3 separate regions of the Mus musculus genome follow, and all the other regions are linked to region 3. A link is a loop called in an ENCODE intact Hi-C map of the cell type or tissue named here. Cell type or tissue: left cerebral cortex. All regions are shown on one strand. Each heading gives the region's core, and the rest is flanking DNA. Links, peaks and the distances in the headings are about the cores only.

The links. Peaks named below come from ENCODE experiments on the same cell type or tissue, not always from the same donor. Only the 100,000 strongest peaks of a DNase experiment are listed, where the experiment ranks them.
Region 1: a loop joins it to region 3, with 2.7 times the contacts of the local background. A loop is called at or near these places in 3 of 42 quality-filtered maps.
Region 2: a loop joins it to region 3, with 2.7 times the contacts of the local background. A loop is called at or near these places in 3 of 42 quality-filtered maps.

What each region holds. Positions count from the first base shown.
Region 1 is chr2:67,650,812-67,658,130 of GRCm38, forward strand. The region is part of intron 1 of B3galt1 (UDP-Gal:betaGlcNAc beta 1,3-galactosyltransferase, polypeptide 1); the gene reads left to right. Among named protein-coding and RNA genes, the nearest start is that of Mir7224, 21 kb to the right of the region's middle. In left cerebral cortex, for the core only: no CTCF peak of the experiment used is centred there; DNase peaks (open chromatin) are centred at 4,131 and 5,632; H3K27ac peaks cover 1,552 bases.
Region 2 is chr2:67,810,296-67,817,614 of GRCm38, forward strand. All of the region lies in intron 2 of B3galt1 (UDP-Gal:betaGlcNAc beta 1,3-galactosyltransferase, polypeptide 1), which reads left to right. Among named protein-coding and RNA genes, the nearest start is that of Mir6335, 33 kb to the left of the region's middle. In left cerebral cortex, for the core only: no CTCF peak of the experiment used is centred there; a DNase peak (open chromatin) is centred at 3,698.
Region 3 is chr2:67,561,383-67,568,701 of GRCm38, forward strand. B3galt1 (UDP-Gal:betaGlcNAc beta 1,3-galactosyltransferase, polypeptide 1) reads left to right here and starts at 4,307. Exons shown (of 6, transcript NM_001379327.1): 1 at 4,307-4,652. In left cerebral cortex, for the core only: a CTCF peak has its summit at 3,870; DNase peaks (open chromatin) are centred at 3,885, 4,319, 4,773 and 5,478; H3K4me3 peaks cover 2,650 bases; H3K27ac peaks cover 2,563 bases.

The sequences.
Region 1 (7,319 bases), core at 1,153-6,152, 90 kb after region 3:
AGCCAGAGCTATACAGAGAAACCCTGTCTCAAAAAACAAACAAACAAGAAACCAACAAAAACAAAAACAAAATCAAAAAAGAAAAATAGAAAGAAAGAAAGAGAGAAAGAAGGAAACAAATGGTACCATAATATCTTATTGAGTGTGTTCCCCAATTTTCTGGGCTCAGTCAAGAAACATGCATTTCATCCCAGAAGTATCAGTGTTTCTTATTGTTGTGTTAGAATTGGATAGATCACACCATGCCAGTACAGTTCCATAGGAGAGGTTTACTGTGGGGGAAAAGGGCAAAGGGAGGAGATGAAGACAAAGGGGGACAGGAAGAATGACGGTCAGGAGGTCAGCCTTTTATTTGGGCTGTGATGTAACCTCTCCCAGGTAAAGGTGGGAGGTGGACCAGTTGGATCCTGGGAATATATGGCGACTGCCATGGCAACAGATGTGCGGGTCCCTGTTAACTATGTGTGATGTCACTGTCATCCCTGGATTCAGAGATGACCAGTGACCATTAAGCTGGTTCCTGACTTAAACCCACTTCCTGACGCCAACACTTACAGTGTAGAACATTGTAAATGCTGAATAATTTCCCTGAACCCACTGTTGCCAAGCCATTCAGCCTTACTTAGTGTTCGCTTCAGCGCCTTGTTTAGTGGTAGTGGGCCAAGCACCACACAGTTGTTTCTAGTATGAATTTGCTGTCAAAGTGTATTATTGTATTTCAGCCTTTTCCTAATAGAGCTTCCCCCAGATTCCAAGTTTTGTGATTAAAGTTTTATACTTTCTGCCTAAAAATTTACTGTGCATTTTAAAACATAGTAAAATATTAACTTTCAGACTTTCTACAGTAGATTTTGTACTATCAAAGTGCAAAAACCTGCATATATATATATATATATATATATATATATATATATATATATATATACATACATACAGCCTTACTTAATGTTTGCTACAGGGCCTTGTTTAGTGGTAGTGTGCCAAGCAATGTGTGTGTGTGTGTGTGTGTGTGTGTGTGTGTGTGTGTGTGTGTGTGTGTACATTAAGGTTAGACATTAAGGCATAGCCAGTGCTAGAATCAGAATGGGCTTGTGTTAACAGTACCAGATCCTTCAGTAACCAGCTATTTGAACTAGAGCAAATGTTTCCATTTTACTTTTGAAATGATGGCAATAAAAGCTGATCCCTTTATGGATAGGATGTGGAGTTCAAAAGCTATAAAAGTGACACTGTTAACTATTAGTGAAATAGTGCTGTCCATCTATTCTGGTTCCTTGAAGATTAGAGCCTGCTAGGGAGCATCCTCCCTCAGAGTGCAGGGCAGATGCATGCTGGATAAGCCTGGCTGATTGACACTGTATTTTTTCCTGGAGAGGTTGGCACAGCAGGAGCGGAATACTGGGTGCTCTCTGGATGCTCCGGTGATGCTTCGGGATGCCTGTGCAGCTTCACTTTTAAACTCTTAACTTTCAAAACCTTTTCCTCTGTGGCATATACTCACTCCTTCACACACTTTATGCGTTTACTATTTAATAAGAAGAAATCATTATCCTGCCGGCTGTTCATTCTACAGACCTCTGAATTTCCATTGTCTCTAGACACATGGCACCTTGTCACCAGATTCCTCCAAAATGTTTGTCATGTTAATTTACCCACTCCTTTCTATCCTGAAGTCACTAGAAAGGAAATCCACACTTTTACTTAAAACCTTCCAAGGCTGGTTGATTGACAAGAGCTTTGTGGTTGTGAAGGGTTGGAATGCTACAGACATGGAACCAAATTTACTCTATTTGATCTTATTAACAAACATCCATGGCCCAACTCTGTGTCTGATCTGGCATCACTTTGAGACTCAATTACAAATTGGGGAGATGTATTGACCACTAGCTTCTAGCAACACAAAGCTAAGAGTGTGTACCTGAAACCTTTAGCTCAGATTTCTCTGCTTTCCTGAAACTACCTACCCGATGTTTCTAACAATGTATTTGAAAATATATAGCCTCCTTTATTTATGACTTCTCTTTTGTTCTGTAACTATACATACTTAATGTCATCATTTCCACGTTGGAGCTTGTTATTCCAAGTAATCCCATGTCAATGAGAATTCCTAGGAGCAAAGGTTGTCTCCAAACATTGCTTGACTAATTAGAATTGCAGGGATTGGGGCGGGGCATTGGGATGTTGAAGGTTGGGGGCTATCATCTTATCTCAGGCTATGTTTAGCAGCACCCCCACCAAGTAGTCACCCCCCCCATGTCGGAACATCCTAGGACAGATAGCTCCCTTTTAAGAGTGTTAGGAGATCACTAACTTTTACCAACCCCAAAGTAGAAAAATGTTATCAGATATCATCAGAAGCCTATAGGAGCTTGTCCCCTATCTTGCTACAAATCCCTGTCCAGTGTTTCCACCAATGTACTTGAAAAGTGTCATGATTTATGTTTCTTTCCTATAAAGATGTTAGGAGACTGCTTTCATGGAAGTTAGAGGAGCCTAAATCTGGATGCTTGTGCCATAGTCACTCATATTTGTCTTGAAAATAAGCTGTCTTATATTCATTTTGAGGTATAGCTGTAGATTTTTTTATTTGTTTGTTTGCTTCGTGAGACCTGAATCCTTGGTCTCCAGAGCCATGGTTACTCCTCGATAGCTAAAACAACACCCTACTTGTTTGCATCATCAATTCCTCTGCACATCTCGATGCACTGTAGGTACCTTAACCTCGGCTCAGGATCCTCCCTAAGCACCTGGCCTTTCCTGTCCCGGGATTCATACTCTCATCTCTGCTCATGCCTGTTTGATATTTTGTTGTTATGGTAACTATTGTTCATGGATAAAACCTTGATTACTGCATCCAGCACTGCTCCAAAGATTGGCCTGACTGAGATGGCAGAGAAGTGAAGAATAGACAAAGACAGATACACGGAATGAACAGACACAGGGGCTTGGAAAAGCTGAGATAAGATGGGCTGGGCTCTCTGAAAGAAAGCTTCAGCATCCTGGAAGCTCTAGGTATTTATTAGATACAATTGAACAGAGAGGTGGGGCTATGGCATACATCTGAACAAAGAGGCAGGCATAGCCAATCTCAGTAGGAACAGTCTCTGTTGGGGAGCAGTATTTAGATTTAGACTTGGGGTAGGAGAAGATAGCTAAAGCAGACTTTTTTTTTTTTTTTTTGGACTGACTATCAATACCCACACAAGGACCAGGAAAAAAAGGCTTTGCCATTTCCTTAATCCTAGTCCAGGGAAAGTTTGGCCAGTTTCCCATGGGTCAGAGGCATTGGGCTTTTTGTTTGTTTGTTTGTTTGTTTGGTTGGTTGGTTTTTTTTTTTTTTTTTTTTTTTTTTTTTGGCTATGTCCATGTCAGCAGTACACATTCACGCTGCCTAGACTTCATCTCACCAAAGTTTGTAGGCTAACATCTTAGATTTCTCTAACATGTTCCAAAATCTCCTGGAAGGGACTGATCCTTTGCATTTTGTGTTTCCAGCTCTGTGGCCTTCCAGATCATCAGCAGTGTCGTCAGTATCCTCTTCCACCACAATGCCACCAACTCCCTCAATGCTGAGAATCAGTCATCTGAAGCCCAGTGATGCTTCAGAGGAAGAAGTAGAATAAAATTAGTTATTTCCTAACCATTTAGTATTTCTTACCTTTCTGCCGCTCTTGAGCCAAATAATCTCTTATACATTGCCACCACCTTCCCTTTGAGAGATCACCAGAGATGTGATCTTTCTTGCTATGAGTTGGTAAATATATACTGAGTTGACTATATCATATTGAGACCTGTAACGTCAGGTCTGTGGTAGAAAGACCAGTGTTACAATGAGAGGAGCAATAACTAACATCTATTCATAGCTTTTGAATCAGGGAACTAAGGGCTAAAGGCTTGTAGAGCTTCCAAAAGTCATATTACAAAAGAAATAACAAAATTGGGCTTTGAAATAAAACACCACAAATTCAGAGATGCTGCTGTGTTCTTACACAGCTTTCCCTTAACCAACCTAGTTATACTAAGAAAGTCTTTGAAGTCTATCCAAGACAAGCCCTTGGTGGCCATAGAATTCCACAACACAGCTCAAACCCAGGAGGATGTCTGCTTATAAGCTCTATTGATGCATCTCCCCATTTTCCACGGACAAACCCAGTAAGAAGTAGAAGTATTTATAAACTTCCATGTATGTTTATGGAACACACTCTAAGCAAAGCAAATGGTGCTCGGATCCTTTGATCTTCTCTATTTTTCCCTGTCTCCTCTGTCATGCTGTTTGCAGTGGGGAAGTGAAAACAAGTTGATTCTCTACCCCAAGCCTTTAGTGGCTTTGCTAATTGATGGAGACTACAACTGAAGTCTGCGCCCAGTGGGGATTCTGGTTATTGGGTTCTCCAGAGGGAATCTAGCACAGTGCTTCCTCTATAGATGCTAATGAAGTTCACCTAAGTTCAGGAGCTCCCCGGGGTGCCTGAGCAGGCCATTTTGTGCATCACTGCACTGCTCATACTGTCTGAAGAAAATAGGGTGAAAATGAAATTCTGTCTCTTAAACCTAGCTTATTAGATCACTGCAGAGGCCGATGGTGGGTTGACTATCTCTTATCTGAAATGCTTTGGATCTAAAGATATTTATTTACATTGTGGATAGTTTTGGGTCTTGGAATGTCTGAGTCATAATAAAGTGATTTTGGGCTGGGAGCCAAGTTTAAACATAAAATTGTTTTATTTTATATGTGCCATATATACATAGATTTAAAGTAATTTTATTGAACACAATTACTTTGCCTGCATTCTGTCTATGAGACCAGGCATCGAAATTTCTTCTGTGTCAAGTGAGTATTTAAATTTCAGATTTGGAGGCACTTTGGATTTTCATCCAGGGCAGGTTGAGCCAGTACTAGTTTTATATTGAGAAATGAAGTAGAAGACTGGGGAGTGAAACATAAAGCAATGTACACCAACACAGCCAATCTCCCTTTCCTAGGGATCTGGTTCTGCACACACCTAGTACTGCCAGGTCTTAAAAGCTTTCCAAATAATTCTGACGTCCCAAACTGGTTTAAAAATGGGAACGACAGTCTCAAATTATGCAACTCTCTCCATATATAGTCACCATCTAATGATAAAGTTTGAGACAGAATCTTCTGTTGGCATGCCCATTCCGCGTTCCTGAGGCTTAGGGTGTATCAAAGAGGAGCTGGACTCTAACTGGGAAGGGGCTTACTGCTGGCAATAGAACAAAATCCTTAGTTATTTTTACAGTAATTTTCAAAGAATATCATATTTTCATTCTTTTTGGAAACTATAATTACATCTTTCCTCTTTTCCTTGCCTCTCTTCAGACAGTCTCATGTATACCCTCTACCCCAGTGTCTAGTATCTTTTACGTTCATGACCTCTTTTGTTTGAAAACTGGATTTTAAAATATAACCTTCCCTTTTCCTAATTAAAATTTGCACTAATTGTAAAATAGATGAAAGAGGCGTCAGGATGGATGAACAGGGCTGTATACATGCTTTCTCGATCCTATAGTCCTCTACTAGATTATCTGGGCGCTCCAGAGGGTACAGTTGTAACTACTGTTTGACTGTCATTTATCAGTCCTTTCACTTATGAACGGGAGGTTAAATGGAATGACATCACTGGCCCCTGAAAAAGCCCTGTTAGAACAGGAGTCCTCACAGCTAGTGGGATGCACTTTACTTTAATGTATTTATTTGCTTCTGCCAAGAGAGGGCATTAAAAGATGCAGTGGGAAGCCACTGTCTCCATTAACATTTGAACAACAATATGCTGTTCCTAAACTTAGATGTATAATCACTCACATAAATGGAACCATACATGTAAAATTAAATTAGCTTTATTATGCCATTAAAGGAACCATTTGATTTTGTCAGTTGGGAAAAATCTTATAAAATCGGATGTTGAATTAATTAAGTAGAGTAATATAATGAAACTTCAGTGTGTGAAATCTGATCTGGATAAGGCCCTGTAGAGGAGGCAATGTGCTAGCTTACATGAAATCTCAGAGATTCTCTAATAAACATCTAATGGGAAAACACAGGTTGTAAGGTATTTTATTCCTTATACCATTGAAAGACTAATCCACATGACAAAAAGAATAATAAAATTTGAGGGATAAAGAGGTACCTCAGTTGGTAAAGTGCCTGTTGAGCAAGCTAGGAGGAACTAAACCCTCCCCGGCACCCACCGAAAGTATTAAAATGCGTATTTTTTTCAGCTGATAGAATTTAGATAATGCATTTGAAACTTGTTTTTTTTTTTTTTTTTTCATGACAGCATTGAAGGATATTTGAAAAGAAAATATGTCACTTAATGGGATAGAATTTATTATAGCACTAGTGGCATTTCCTAAAGAGCAAAACTTGAATAAAAAAGATAAAATAAATATTGAATATTTTTAAATAGCAGGTGGCATTGGGCAGAGAAACAGTTTTCCTGTCAGTAGCATTCGTTTTTAAAAAGGCACATTCTATTTGGAGCAGACCTTTGGAGGCATTCTAAAATGAAATCCTGCATTTATTGAAGGATGTAAAATAATGAGATTATATAGCTCTCACAAAATGAACCAAGGATGATGAGTGGTGCCGCCAAACACACCGACAAGGATGGTGTCTGCTTTACCTGGTAGGAAGACGTTTGCCTTGAAATCTATGGAAGGATTCTGTGCAGTCTGGGAGAAGGCTCTATCTCCAAATCACCAAGTGAGGTAAAAATAGCAAGCTGTTTGGTTAAGACAGCCAGCCATCTGTTCTACGGCATCAGAAGTTGGGAGACTGAGGCTGACTCCAGGGAGGCTCCTTGGGCTCATAAGTGTTAGTAAAATGGCTGCATTACAACTCATAGTCTCCTGGGTCTTCTTAAGTTTCTCAATCATTTCAGCTTGTTCAGACTTGAAGGAGATTGTTATAAATTCTCCATTCCAAGCAGGATTCTGTGCCCAGTCCAGAGAGACAACAAAGAAAAAACCACTCTGTAGCTATAATTTTCATTATCAGGTGGGAAAATGAAGCAACAACAACAACAATAGCAACAAACTGCCAAGTTTGGGCTTCTCTTTGGTCAATGAAGTCAAAACCCTCAGTGTCCAGAATGTATGTTAGGTACTCATCAGGTATTTAATGTACAGCCCCATTTGAGAACTTCTGCTCTACAATAGAAGGAGTGGTGCTTTCTGAGACCCTAGTAGAGGGGTCCTCTGCTAAAAGCCCACTGTAACATTTGGCAAATCTGACTTCAACCCATTTTACTGAAGGGTATGGAGTTCTTGACCCCTGGGGGAAAATGCATCAATTCCTT
Region 2 (7,319 bases), core at 1,205-6,204, 250 kb after region 3:
GCCATGGATTAAGAGTCTTTAACTCACCCAGAATGAATGAATGAATGAGTGAGTGAGCATTATTTATTTTCTATTCCATACAAACCCTTTCCATTAGCTTACACTGTTCATTGAAATTTCATCCTGTAAAGGGAGAGTCACATCTCTTTGCTGGCTTCATTTTTACAGTATCTTATTGCTGATTGGAATCTACTGCAAGCTCTAACATAGCACCAACTTTCTCCAACTGCTTTCCTACTTCAAGAAGCAGTAGAAACTCTACCATACATTGCATCACATATTTCTGTGCACATTTCTCCTTCTTCTAAACTGGAGTACTTCCCAAGTCATCCACAGATCTAAGCAGTTAAAGGTCATGATTCTTAGCTCCAGTTAAAGCAATAGTCTGACTTTTTTTTTTTTACAATATTTTATATCTCTGAAATTGCATGGATCTGACCTGTAGTACTATGAAAAGGCCAAGCCCTCGGTTATCAGAAAAAAAAATTCTTTAAAACTATATTTGAAAATACATGGTCAGGATAAAATAACATGGAGGGGAAAATGAGAAGAAAAGGCAAATTTGTACCAGGGTCACAGAATTTTGGAAGTGATTATTAAAACTAATATTCCACATGTGATGTAATCTCCTTAACTGGATAGCGTGGGATCTTTGTGAAGTCCTGGGATTTGCTAATGGAGTCAAATAGATATCTAAAACAAATACTAAATCTAGACTCCACACTACTACTCTCTAGAAGTAGCAGAGAATGCTAAAGTCTGGATAGGATGGAAGAAAGTGGATTAAGAAGTAAGGAACAGGACTTCCTAAGCTATTCTGAGGGGCCCATATATCCTTTCCAAAAACGGATATATGGAAAATGTATTGGCCGTTTCGAGGTGGGACAAAATTACATTTAAACAAAACAAATCCCGGTTTCTCCTCTTCAGATAATCGTAAACACATTTTGAATATTGGAATCATGAGTCACTGAGTCATCTCCACTCAGTGGAGATTCTAGTAGATCATATCCTTTCTGAATAAAACAATCTCTGGGAAATGCATTTTTAACATTTCTTTAATGATTCCTAGGTTCACATACTCCAGGCTGCCTTTTACAAGGAATGTTGACCTTTCCCCTGCAAAGGTTTTAAATGCATCTCCATTGCTTAGGCAGAAGAAACTGTGGGTTCATTAAGTTAATATTAGAACAGTGTCTTCAGTGATTTAAAAATTGGATTTTGAAACTTTAAAAAAGTAAGAAACATAATTATTCTGCAAAACTATGGATAGTAACACTTGATTTTTTTTTTCAAAAATATGTTCAGATGAATGTAATCCTTTTGATGTAAATATAGGAATGGTCCTCTATTAGGCACACAGTTGTTATTCATTTTACATAATGCAAGGCCTTCTCAAGGATGTGTGTTAATCTCCCTGAACCATTTGAAAAAAGATGTGATTCTTAAAGTTTTGAATTTTAAGTAATCTAAAAGTGTAGTGAAATGATTATTAAATTGAATTTTAAATGTATTTATTGATATTTTGATATTTGGTTAAGGCTTTATTATACTTTTATTTTGTTTTCAAATTAATAAATTCACTTTTTAAAGCAAGTTAAGATGTTTGGCACAGTGACTTCTCATGTATCTTCCACTCCCTAATGACAAATCTCTCATCAATATCCTCACCACTACATGCTCTCCCATAGCCCTTAGTCTGGACTTGAAATCTGTATAGGAGTTTTGCATTATGTAGGTATAGACAAATATAAAAAGATATAGCCTATTATTAAGGCATCATACAATTTCATGTTATTACCCTGAAAATATTCTGAGTTATCCCCTTTTGTATCAGCACCCGAAACCCAAGCCTTGGGAAGCTTTGGCACTTTAAAGAGAGTCACAAAGCATCATACAGTCTAAAAAAATTAAGATCAGTTTCTCATATTAATATACATTTATTTGAATATCTTCTAAAACTTTTCATGGCTTGGATCTCATTTTACCTTAACATCAAATAATAATTTACTACTTTTATTTGGACCTTCTTGGCTGCCCCCAAGTTCTGATAAGTGTGAGTAATTCTGCTATAAACATTCACATGTAAATTTTGTGTGGACATAAGTTTTCAATTTTGTTATGAACATGACATCATTAGAAAGCAAAGGGTATGTATGTGCTTCATTTCTATCTAGTGGCAAAAGGTTGAGTTTCTTGCCATTCACTATGAGAGTAACAGTCAGATTTTATAGTCTTTTGTCCTATTTATTTAGTTACTGAGAGAGAGAGAGAGAGAGAGAGAGAGAGAGAGAGAGAGAGAACAAAGCTTTGTGTTATGTGTCTATGTGTGGGGAGGCCAGAGGTCATTCTCAGATACTGTTACACAGGACACACAGGAGCTATTCACCATCTGGGTTGTGAGAGGGTCTCTAACTGGCTTGAAACTCTCAAATTAGGTTTTATTGTTAAGAAAGCAAGTGCCAGAGACCCACGTATGCCACCTCCTCAGTACTGAAATTATAAGAACATATAAGAGGCCTGACTCAATCCTCGTTCTTGTATAGTAAGAACATCACCAACTGAGAAATGGCTCCAACCATGGTATCATTCTTAAGTGGAAGAAATTTCTCTCTACTCTACTTTATTAGGAGTTTGTGTGTTCATTTGTTGGTCTGTTCGCTGTTTCTCTGTTTACTTGTTCATTTGTTTTTATAGAGAGGTATTAAATCTTATCATGTGTTGTAGTTCATTTTCTTTTCTCCCTTTGTGTTGTGAGGCACATGTGGGTTTTATTGTGGTTTTGGTTTGTGTTTTTTTTTTTTTTCTTTGTTTGTTTGTCCTTTTCACCCTGACAATTTCCTGGAGTACATTTATTGATTTTGGAGTCTTAAACAAGCATAAATTCCTAGGACAAACCCTATTTGGTTTCATTATAATTCATTTACTGTATCATTGGACAGTGTAAGAGACAGTGGTCTGTGGATTTCTCTATTTATTTACATTGCACTTGGCTTGTTTTCAAGCAGCAGGGATACTGACTTCTGTTTCTGTATCCAGAAAGAGATTGTGAAAGATGAAAATAATTTGTTGTTAAATATTTGATAGAAATTCTTGATGAACTTGGGTAGCCATTGTCTTTTCTAATTTTGAAGAGCATTAATTATAGATCTGATTTTCTAACTGGATGGATTTTTATGTTTTTTATGGGAGTTTTGTCCAATTGTGTCATTTTAAAAGTTCGTCCATTGTATAAAGATTAACAGGTCTGTGGACCTAAGTAAGATTTTCATGGTGTCAGAATGTTTCAAAAAAGCTGTTAAAAGTTTTTCAAGCACATGAGTTTATATGTTATTTGTTTCTAAGTTATTTTAGTGGATAAATAAAAAGCTTTATAATTTCAATTCAGTAGAATATATATTAAGAACAGAGATATTTTGGATTTTCATTATATCTCCAGCTGTCCCTCTTAGAAGTCAGATAAATGAGTACAAAATTGCATACCAATATTCAAAATATAAATAAAGATTTTTATCAGTCTTCTCAAAACAAAGAATTTTATCATATCATAAACTGAGCTGGTTAAATGCGCTCGGAGCTTCCTGGATATGCTCAGTGCGTATTGTCATCATTACGTATCGTACCAGAGTCCTGCAGTTCAATTGTTGAACAGATTTGGCCTCCTCGGCATAGATTTCGTCACTTTTCATACATAATTCCATCCCTCACAGTAACTTACTTTTAAAACTATTTTGAAAACCTGTGAAGTTACATAATTCTCATCCCAGTAAAGAGAAACATTGTATCTTCTATACATTTCTCCCAAATGTCACACCTGAAAGAACTCTACCATGTGGCTGAAGGGGACTTAGGACATTGAACAACCTATCAAGACTTCAACAGAAAACACAAAGTTCCTTGTATCAACTTGTCTTGCATCTGCCCTCAATGAATGTCTCTACATTCACACTAAAAGGTCGTTTTATGTATGTTACTAGGTAGGGTAGGACTCTCCTGTAAGTCAGATATGAGTTTCTCCAGTCCATGTATTTTGACACATGACAGGGACACAAAATGTCTAGAAAGGGCATCTCTCTTTTATTAAATGTCACCATGACAGCAAGATGTTTGCTAGGTCTGAAGAGGGCAGACTATGTGAAATCTGTGCTTCTAATTCAAAAGCAATGTAAGAAGGCAGAGCTTCCATTTTATGAGAGAAGAAGAGAAATCTCTCCTGAAGCCAATCCAGAGCCCTTTAGACAGAGGCATGAGGCAGAGCACATTCCAGAAACATGTACCTCTGTCAGATGTCTGAATTATGTGTCAAGACATGGATTACGTGTCAATTTATACAAGATTTATTTAACCTGGAATTTTCAAAGACCAGGAGTAACTAACCTTTCAAATCAACCAGAATAATTATGGCTCCTGTTCCTGTCCTGAATTTTAAAAAAGTTTACATATTAAATATTCATTGTCAGCATGGTTTCACCAAAACATATAATTCCAGAGGATTGATAGTAATTAACCCACTGCTTGTGATTTATATATACACTTCAAGTTATATAATACTATAGAGTAGAGAGGGAAATAGAGAAGGAAGAATCCAGAATCAGAGTAGAAAACACACAACTTATGAGGAAAACAACAAAACTACTCTATAATTCCTGGGCAGTAAAATAGTCAGTAAGAAGAAAGCGTGTCCTTTATAGTAAGGCAAGTTTAAGCAGGACAGAACAGAAGTCATGGCCATTACCTATTTTGGCTGTCAAAAGTCAATAATGAGTGTTAGTGTAGTTACTACAAATAGAAGTAAAACATAAAAAAAAAATTAAAATGGAAGTTGTTCTACATAGAGTACTAGTAAGTATAGTAAGTTATGTAACATATGAATACATTAAAATTTTTCTGAATATGCAGCTTCACTATGGAATTTTCCTGTCTTTGGTCTTTAAAGTGGTTGACAATTTCATCTGTATAGGAAGACTCATTCAGAATTTTCTTTGTTGTTTTTGTTTTGTTTTGTTTTGTTTTCAGCTTTGGGTCACAGAGAAAAAACAGTACTCTCATTTCCTTAATTTATTGAAAAATTCCTTTTTAGTTTGTTAACCTTTCCAAGATCTATCAATATTAGCATAATAAATGAAATAAAACTTTTTTTTAGCAATCTTTCCCCCACCAAACACCTGAAATTCATGAATATTTAAATGATGCCCATGAGACTGCTTATCTAGTGAAAATCTGCCCACTAAGATCACTGTCTCCACTTTACAATGTTTATATCTTTAGAATTTGAGCTGGTGTTATTGGGTTATCACTTGGTAGTTGGGCTGGCTTGGATTTTGATGAATATAATAAATAGTTTTAGTTCTACAGTCACTTTGTAGTTGTCAAAAGAACCTCATAATGACTTTTGAAGTGTCACAGAGAAAACAGAGACCTTCTGGGTCTGGCATAGATGCTGCTGGTATATAAGTAACAAGGAAAGAAAACACCACTTGCTCTGTTAATTAGAAATAAAATTAGAAGGTAAATAAAATCTTGATGTTTCCTCACTCCAATTCAACGAGACACTGATGAATTGAGGCATCTCAATGTCTCCTCTTATTTTCTCCCAAGCTCCGGCTCCCTGCATTCCTTCTTCCTGTGCAGTGCCACACTGCATGCTATATAGGATGGTGATCGATGAGTCAGAGGCATACCCACTAAGGAAAAGCAGGTGTGAAATATAACAGGGAAATATTTCTCATGTGTACAGACACAGATTAATCCTGAATGTAATTTCAGCAGAAAATTAAAGGCCTCTTTATTAACTAAGAAAATGTACCACTCATATTTACGGAAATATTATCTGACTGTTACTTGACTTTGCCAGAAATATACTTTCTGTTTCTACTAAGTGAACTGAAACATGAAAATGTACAAACTTCTAAAAAAAATTATTTTAAAGGACTATCGAATTTTGTTTGACACTCAAGTTGACAGGCAGTGTGATTAATTGCTATCCATAACTTCAGATTCGTTCCAGTGGTTATCCCTTGTCAGTGCCAATTAATAGCTCAACAAAAATCTCATTCATTCCAGAATATTAAAGAGTGATGGCTTGTGGGAATTGTGCTAAACTAGCACTTTCAATTAGAATTTGAGTTTTATGGGGTACTGAATAATAGTTTATGAGTTTATAATAGTAAGTGCCAGTGAGTTATTGTTAAATTGTAATTACTATAATTACACATGTTTATCTAGAGAATTTTAATTGGCATTGTCTTCATGTTTAAAAATAGCCTATTATACTTAATTGTTCACATAATGTATAGGTTCTGAACTTCATTATAACAGGGAATCAGGTACAAAATAACATGTTACAGTAATTTATCTGAACTGTACAGAACTTATGGGATTGGCTTACGGTGCTCGGGGCTATGTGGACTTTATAAGTAGACAGTCTAGAAAGGTAGAGCTCGAAGCATAAACCCCTGTGCATAGTCTGGACGCCATGTTCCAGTGTTGTTTTTCTATTGTATAAATAATTCACTCTATGAATTTATAAAGACATCAATATATAAAACAAAATGGAACGGGATACAGCTTTCTAACTGAGGAGATTGAAATTCAAACTATGCTGCGACTGCAGAAGCATGGCATCTGTTGGCAGAATTACTTGGCTTATATAATTTACTTTCTGTCAATCCTAAAAAAAAGGAAGACATGAAAAGATATATGCATATCTTTATTTCAAATTCAATGCCATGAAACCTAAGCTTCGCCATTCATAAGGAAAGCAATCTGCAGGGTCATTTAAGAATTTAAATAACATCTTCAAAAACTAGTTGAAAAATCCATTAATCCACTCCTAAATTTAAAATTCAAAGGGAAATCTGATTACACTTATTAATCCTAAATAATCAGAATAAACTGAAGCCTTCTAAACCACAGCCCAATTCTTCCTCCTTCGCATTGCTGTACTGGCTGCATTCAATTGAGATGAAAAACGAGAACACTGGGATCAAATTGAAAGAACATTGAAAGAGGGTCTGATTGTTTGGGAAATGTGCAGGTTGTTCTGTAGATGTGGTGGATAATGAAGTAACTGTTTAACTAAGTAGTCAAACAGATAAACCCAGTACGCCAGAAACCGCAACCTCCCTTTATCTGGTTTGTTGTTTGCATTCACTGCCAAAGTTTTCCCCTGATGTGGCACATTGGGCTTGAGTTACACCCTTTCTTGGTTTATGATGTTGTTTCTTTCATGAATAAATTAAAAACATTTACCAGCGTTAAGTGAGGGAAATGGAAGATGAAAACATAGAAACAGAAGGGTCTTAGCGTCCTTATTCTAA
Region 3 (7,319 bases), core at 817-5,816:
TGTACACACTGTGTGTATGTGTGTGTGTGTGCCTGCATGTGTGTGACATGGCACATGAGTCTAGGTCAGAGGACAACTTAAGTCAGGTCTCTCTTTCTACCATATGGATCCAAGAGATTGATGGCAGGTTGTCAGATGTGGTGGCAGGTGTCTTTGCCTGCTGAGACTTTTCGTCAGCCGCAAATAGCTGCTTTTCGAATCATCAAAATTGAACGGCATAATCTAATAGTGTAAAGGGATATCTTTGCTTAAATTTTAGTAGTAGCTTTACTTCCATAAAATTAACAAATACTCATTAAAAGTCTAATATTATTAATAGCAGCACCGTTAAAGACCATCAATAATTCAAGACTTTAAGAGATCTTATATTAATTCAAATCAATTATATAGTGTACATGACTCTACCCGCATTTCAGAGTATTGAATCTAAAATAACTTAACTGTTGCCCAATATACAAGAAACATCTTTCTTGTCTTAGTTTTTTCTTTACATTCTTTGAGGAACATATATATGGCTTTCATCCCAACAACCCTAGTATCTTCCTCTAGCCCAGCTGTATGTTCTTATGTCAGAATTTACAACCCAATTTGATACGGTCCATTTTCCACTGTTCCAACACCTATTTCTAAAAATGGTTTAGTAATCATTTTATAATCTGAAGTAATGTCAATTGTTCTAAGCATTTTTAGCTTTAAATATGAGGGTCTTTATGCTTGGCAGCATGTAATTAATTATATTGATTGGGGAAAATAAGTTCATGAAAAGAATAATTTTTCAAAGATAATGAAACAAGTGTTATCCTTTATAATGATGGAGACGTGAAAGGCTCAGATGCTAATTGTACTGAATATGTCACAGGGAAGAAAGTACAGGAAAAATCCTGCCAGTAACATCAGCACAGAAAGCATAGTGTACTTGATAACCAACCTATCAGAGCTTTGGCAAAAAGAGCCTCTTCAGAACTCAGTACAATAATGTGCCGAAATAGATATTTCCCACCCATGAGGAACAGCTACAGTGAGAATTAAATTACTTCACATTTGAGAGAGGGTAATGTCATTATTAAATCCATGTTCTCTACCTTTTCACAATGGCCTTTCCCAGAAACCTTTCATAACTTGTAGCCCTAATTACAAGTTAAGCTTCAAATCCGAGAGAGGCAGCCACAAGTTTGATTTGTTTTTAATCTCTATTTTAAGATAAGGATTGCTGAGTGGGGGTTTAATGACTGCCCTGAGATTATTCATACTGACAGAGTCAGGGGTAGAAGTGGACAGATTTCTCTCCTTGTTTAGTTTCTTGCTTTCATTCCAACTGACCCTGATAGATTGGCTGCATTAATTAATATATAATTTCTTGACGTACTTTTTGATTACGTGAATCTTTATCCCTTTAAATAAAAAGAAACACCTTCCTTTAATAACAGGGAGAAAAAAATCAGACATATGTAATTAGGAACTAAAAACAAACAAATTGCCCTAAAACAGTTTTCATTTAAATATAAACAATTCATTAAAAATCAAAAAACATTGGCCTTTCTATGCCTCCTATGCTGGTTCTCATAGAAGTGCAGAGAATTCTAGCACCAAACACACAGTATTTTTAGCTGTGTAGAATGTTATCTTTTCTTTTTCTTCTTTATCCTTAAAATAAAAAGGCTTCCTCGATCTTAAATTTTTCACAATTCTTCCTGTCAAGTGTTAATTCTGAATTCTTGTTTTATTCCAAGCTAAATGCAGAAAGCACTAATGATAGATATTAGTGTTATGTACACCTGGCTGTTGATTCTCTTTAAGCCTTTCATTTGTTCAGAATTACTTGATTGACTTATTCACTAATACTATGCTATGCAAAACTTATACAGGGCTAGAAGATACAAAATATGAGATAACACACAAACTGTAAAATCACATATTTGGTAAGATATAAAGTACTTATAAAAATTACATGGGCTGTCTGTACATTTCTGCTTGCAAGGTCCTAAATCACCTACCTCTTTCTATCACCAAAAATCCCTTTAAAAAAATTGAGGTTCTCTTCAATCTTACCTTTTTGTTAGAGATTTTTCTAAATGGTAACTGCTTTTGTAACAAATGCACTTTTGTACTTTTAATTTTCTGTGTTCATGTGTGGGGTTGTGGGTGTGGAAGTGTACCCTAGAGAGGATGAGTTCTCTCCTAACACGTGGGTCTCTGGGTTGAGATGGGATGGTCAGGCTTAGAGGTATGCGATTTTCCTTCTGCGCTTTCTCACCAGCTTCTTATTGCTTTTGGACTTTCTAACTTTAAGATCTGTTTATTTTTTCAGAGATTAACTCTTCCCTCCACATTTTTGAATATATTACACGTTTACTTTTCTTTCCTGAGCTTCCTTCTTACATGGTTTGTTCCTTGGATAGTCTGTGAAGATACTGTTTTTTTTTTTTTATGCAATAGGAACACATATATGTACTTCTCTCTCTCTCTCTCTCTCTCTATATATATATATATGTGTGTATGTGTGTATACATGTATATATATGTATGTGTTTATACACACACACACACACACACACACACACACACATATATATATATATATATATATATATATATATATATATATATATATATATTTTAAACGAGAAGCCATGTCAAGACCGTCATATTAAAAAGAAACCAAAGGAATAGGGTCTACATGTCAGCTTTTAACTGTAAAGAAATGGGATTACTGTCAGCACAGCCAGTTTGGAAAGGGATGGCCTAGCAAGATGGGTCAACTGGCTGAAGAGGAGGAAGGCACAGAAAACAGCAAAGGTCTGAATATTCTCTATACTGAAAACGTGGTAATAGTAGGCAAGTCTGTTGCGTAGTGAGCATCTTCTTTTTCTAAATGGTAACAAGTCCAAGAAGTTTGTGCATGGCTTGTTCTGGAAATCAAATAATAATTCTCACTCTGTCTGTCTGTCTGTCTGTCTGTCTGTCTGTCTCTCTCTCTCTCTCTCTCTCTCTCTCTCTCCCTCTTTCTTCTCTCTTATTTTTCTCCCTTCCCTCCCTCTCTCCCTCCCTCTCTTCCTTTCTAAAAAGGTAAATGAAGAAAAGAGTGGTGTTGATTGCAAAAACAATCGAGCCCCTTAATAACTAGCAACATGAATAACAGCATAGAAATAAAAAGAAAGGATCATACCGAGTAACAAAGTCATTTTTATCAGAAAATGATGTAGCTATGATTTTTTTCTTTTAAAAACACTCACAAAAAGCATTGTGAGGTGACTTTTACTGTCTCCATTGGAGAACAAGGGTCATTTGGAGACTGTCCCTTTCTTCTACAAGCCTTTGTGTAAACAGTTTTAATTTTGTTTTCCTTGTTTCTAGAAATTAAGTGCGGAAGCTTTTAAGTAGTCCTCTGGGCTGTTTTGATGGCGATTTTGGCATAACTGCACTGGAAAATTAAAATACTCTACAAGGAAAGATTATTAGTGTTTGAGGGAAAGATTAGGACAGGCAAGAAAGGTTTCTGTTTCCGTTTCCTATCAAACATTGTCACTTAATGTTCAGTCACATTCGCACACGAACTCTTAAAGCAAAACCTCTTGGATCAGTTAGGCTTGATGCTCTCCATATGAGTAAATAAAACCAACGTGCAAGGGCTAGGTAATTAACTAGCCTGCTCACACAGTCACTGTTTGGTTTCCTTTGGTTTTGTTTGGTTATTTTCCCGTAGTGGTTGTTCTGCGGGGTTGACGTTTCTATGGAGAGCAAACATGAAAGGTCCACTCTGCAAGGAACTTTGAAAAACGTTCCTCAATGTATCTCCTTCCTTGGACATCTCCAGGCTGATCACTAGTGGAGGTACCACTTTTCAGCTGCCAAACCTAGAAGGACGGGGGCGCTGTCTGGTGACTTTGCTTGCTTCCTTCAAGGCGGCGACCACCTCCAGGGATTCGCTCTCCAGTAGCGCCGCTTCTACTCGGGTCCCAAGACCTCTGCATAGTGATGCCAGGACACTGAACCTCCGTGCCAAGGCTCTGGGGACAGTTACCCGGGAGTGTCGGGTCATGCCAAGATGCTCTTCGAGGGTAGACAAAAAGCGCCCGGGGTCCACATTTGTGGGCCGGGCTTCTTCCCTGTGTCTTGGGCTTGGGCTTCGGGGCCCAAGTCCCCCACCCGTCGCCCCAGCCCTGCCTCCCCCTCCATCCCACACCCCAGCAGCATCCTCTCCCGGAAACAAGCCTGCTGAGCAAAGGCGGAGGCAAACCTTGGGCCTTCCGCTCTGATTGGTCTCCCCCCGCCGCGCGGGGCGAGGCGGCGATTGGCTGCCGGGCGTTGTCAGTCGCCGAGGCCAGAACCGTCGCCGGGGAAGCGCAACCCGGCTCCGGTGCTCCGGCTGCCGCCGCGGCTGCTCGGCTGGTGCAGCTGAGCGAGCCCGCGCGGGCGCCGCTGCCGCCTCCGCCGCCGTCCACCGCGCGCTGCCAGCACCGCGGGGCTTGCAGGAGGCCGCCGGGAGGGGCGGGCGCGCGAGCTGAGCACGAGGAGGCGGAGGCGGGGGAGAAGTGATGCTGGCGCCAGGGATCCGGGCAGCGGCAGCGGAGAATAAGCATCTTCGGGACCCCGGCTGCAGCGTCCCTGTGGCCCGCGGGCCAGCAGAACGGCCAGAGACGGCGCGTCCCGCGGGTAAGGTGCGGCTCTCCAGACCGCCTTGTAATCTTGGGGTGCTTACAAGCTCCTAGTGGCCGGAGCATCCGGACAAGGATGTTTGGGACCTAGACAGCGAGTTCTGCTGCCTGGCCAGGCTGATGCTCGCGCCGGTGCGGCTTCAGCTCCTGCCTTCTGGCTTAGGCAGTGACAGACTTTGACAGCGCGTGGATGGCATTGTGTGTGAGAGAGTGTGGGTATGAGTGTGCGCGCGCACACGCACGAGGTTTGGGGCACTTTGAAAGGAGAGGAGTAGGTCCCCTTTATGTAGACTGATGTCCTTCAAGGATCCGGGCTGGAATGAACAGGATGTTTTGAGCGCGCTGGGACGGAGAACTCGGTGCATTGAAAAGTCTCCTCTGGCATAGAAGGAGCCGGGCAAATTGAACTTTATTGCCTTAATGAAAAGGAGCCCTTGGGTCTAGCGCGCTGGGGGAGAAGCGCATTCACCGAGGCTCCCCAAAGTCTCACTTTACGCCAGGGACTTTGGAGCAGAAAGTAATGGTTGATCAGCCTTGCTGAAGCAAAGAGAAGTTGATAAGGGGCGAGGGCCAGAGGCTAGGCTTGGGGACTGGCCACTTATAGGTGGCAGAAACCCCGCGTGGGAGGCTCAGTTCACTTTTCAGGAGCGCAGATTTGGGGTGAAATGAATTCCACTCCAGAGGACTACGCCTTTGAGCTAAGGTGGTCGCAACTGGACAAATGGGCAGAGGTGGAGTGGTGCTAGTGCGGACATTGGAGGAATGTCCTGGAGCAGGCACTTCCTCCCTCGCAGCCCTGACAGGTGTGTCATCGTGTTTGGGACTGGTGTGTCCTGGGACAGATACTGGGAGAGCGGCTGCGCAGTCAGAAACTTCAAGCCTGCTGGGGTCTGGGCTACCAGACTTGGAACACGTTAATTCAAAGGGAACCAGGTTTTTATATCCAGCTTCTTCCAGGACATATGCTGATTTTTGTTTTTGTTCTTTTTGTTTTTCTTACATGTTCCGTTTTGTAAAGCCATTTCAAGTTCCACTTACACTGCAACCTTTCCGCAGAAGACCAATTATGCTCTGCTATTTCTGAGTAGTGCTCTCAGGCTGAGTCTAGAGCTCGCTGCTCAGGACAGTGATTCCCCCATCCCTGTATAGGACGCACAAACTTAACGTTAGAGACTTTTCTCTGGGATCTATTGTCTCCGTAAGGATCTCTCCTTTCGAAACTTCATGAGATATTTCAGCACCAAGGCACTTTCCCCTCTCTGGCTCAGCCCGGGAAAGACTGTGACCAGAGATGGGATTGCAGGAAGCTGTAGAGGTGGGGAGGGCAGCTCCCCTGCCTGGCAGGGTTGGGAAAACCAAAAACTGGCTCAACACAGGGATCTGGGATCTTGAACTGCCTACACCAATTTCCCTGTTTGAAGCTGGGTTATCTGTTGGGGAATCTAATGGGGATTCTGTTGTCCGACCACTGGACAAATTTCATAGACCACCACCACCACAACAACAATAACAACATGCCAGAGTGAGAAACAGCTTTGCTTGGGCTCCTTTCTGGTTTGCTTGAATAGTGAAAACGAAAGTATGGCACCCCAGAGGAATAGTGTGGGCAGCAAGGAGGGATCTGTGCAAAACCCCCATCTTTGTAGTTTGCAAAACCTAGCTATGTTATTCTAAAAAGAGATGAGCAACTTCCAATAAAGAGGTAGCGGTGTTAATTTTATTTCTGAAGCTTTATTAGAAATTGCTACTGAATATTTGTTTTTAACAGTCATGATTTCTGGCTCCAAAGCCTCTTTTTCTGATATATTTATAAGGTGTATGTTGTTAGATTTGTAGTCAAGATTCACCTGCCTCCAGATGATTTTTTTTAATTATAACAACTTTTAAATTATTACAACATTCAGGACTTTATGGATGTTATTAACATACTAAATGGTTACTTTTAGTTTGTGGGAATTTTTTTTTTACACAAATCTGTGAGCTGACAAAAATATGTCTTTGTCCATGATGGCTTAGTATGAAGGTACTAAGTTTAAAATGTGGTACACATTATTGATAAAAAATTCCAAAGAAACTTAAATCCAAATGAATTAAATAATACCGTCCAATATTAAAGATGGAACTTCTTGGAAGAATTTTAGCATTTGGCTAATAAAGTGCTTTTCATGTTGTTATCAAGTAACTTCTAAGTAGATTGTATTATATATAAGGGTAAGTTGCATGTCTTAGAATACAATAATGTACTTATTTTATGGTGGCCTTTTAAAGGGGGGTTTCTACTTTGAAAAATAATTCCTTTTGGAGAAATAAATTTTAAGAACAATGAGAGTAAATATATTAAAGCTCAGAGAGTGATGTGCATGTCCATAAATTAGGACAGAAGTAGAAGCATGCTTATGTGCAGGCACAGTGACACTGGCCATAAGGGTAGGGAGGAGGAGACAACACCTTTTGTTGGTAGCAATGGGTGGAATAGCTGCTAGTTTCTATAAGCAATTAATGTTCTTCCAAGTCTTCAAATTTACTTCAATTATGGCATGCTTTGCCTCAAGGAAGCCCATGAGCTTAGACTGCCTTATATTCTAGACAAATTTTACTAACTCCACTAAAGGTCAAGTTGTCAAATCTCCAAGCCACCAAATTCTCTCTTGGACATCTATCAAAT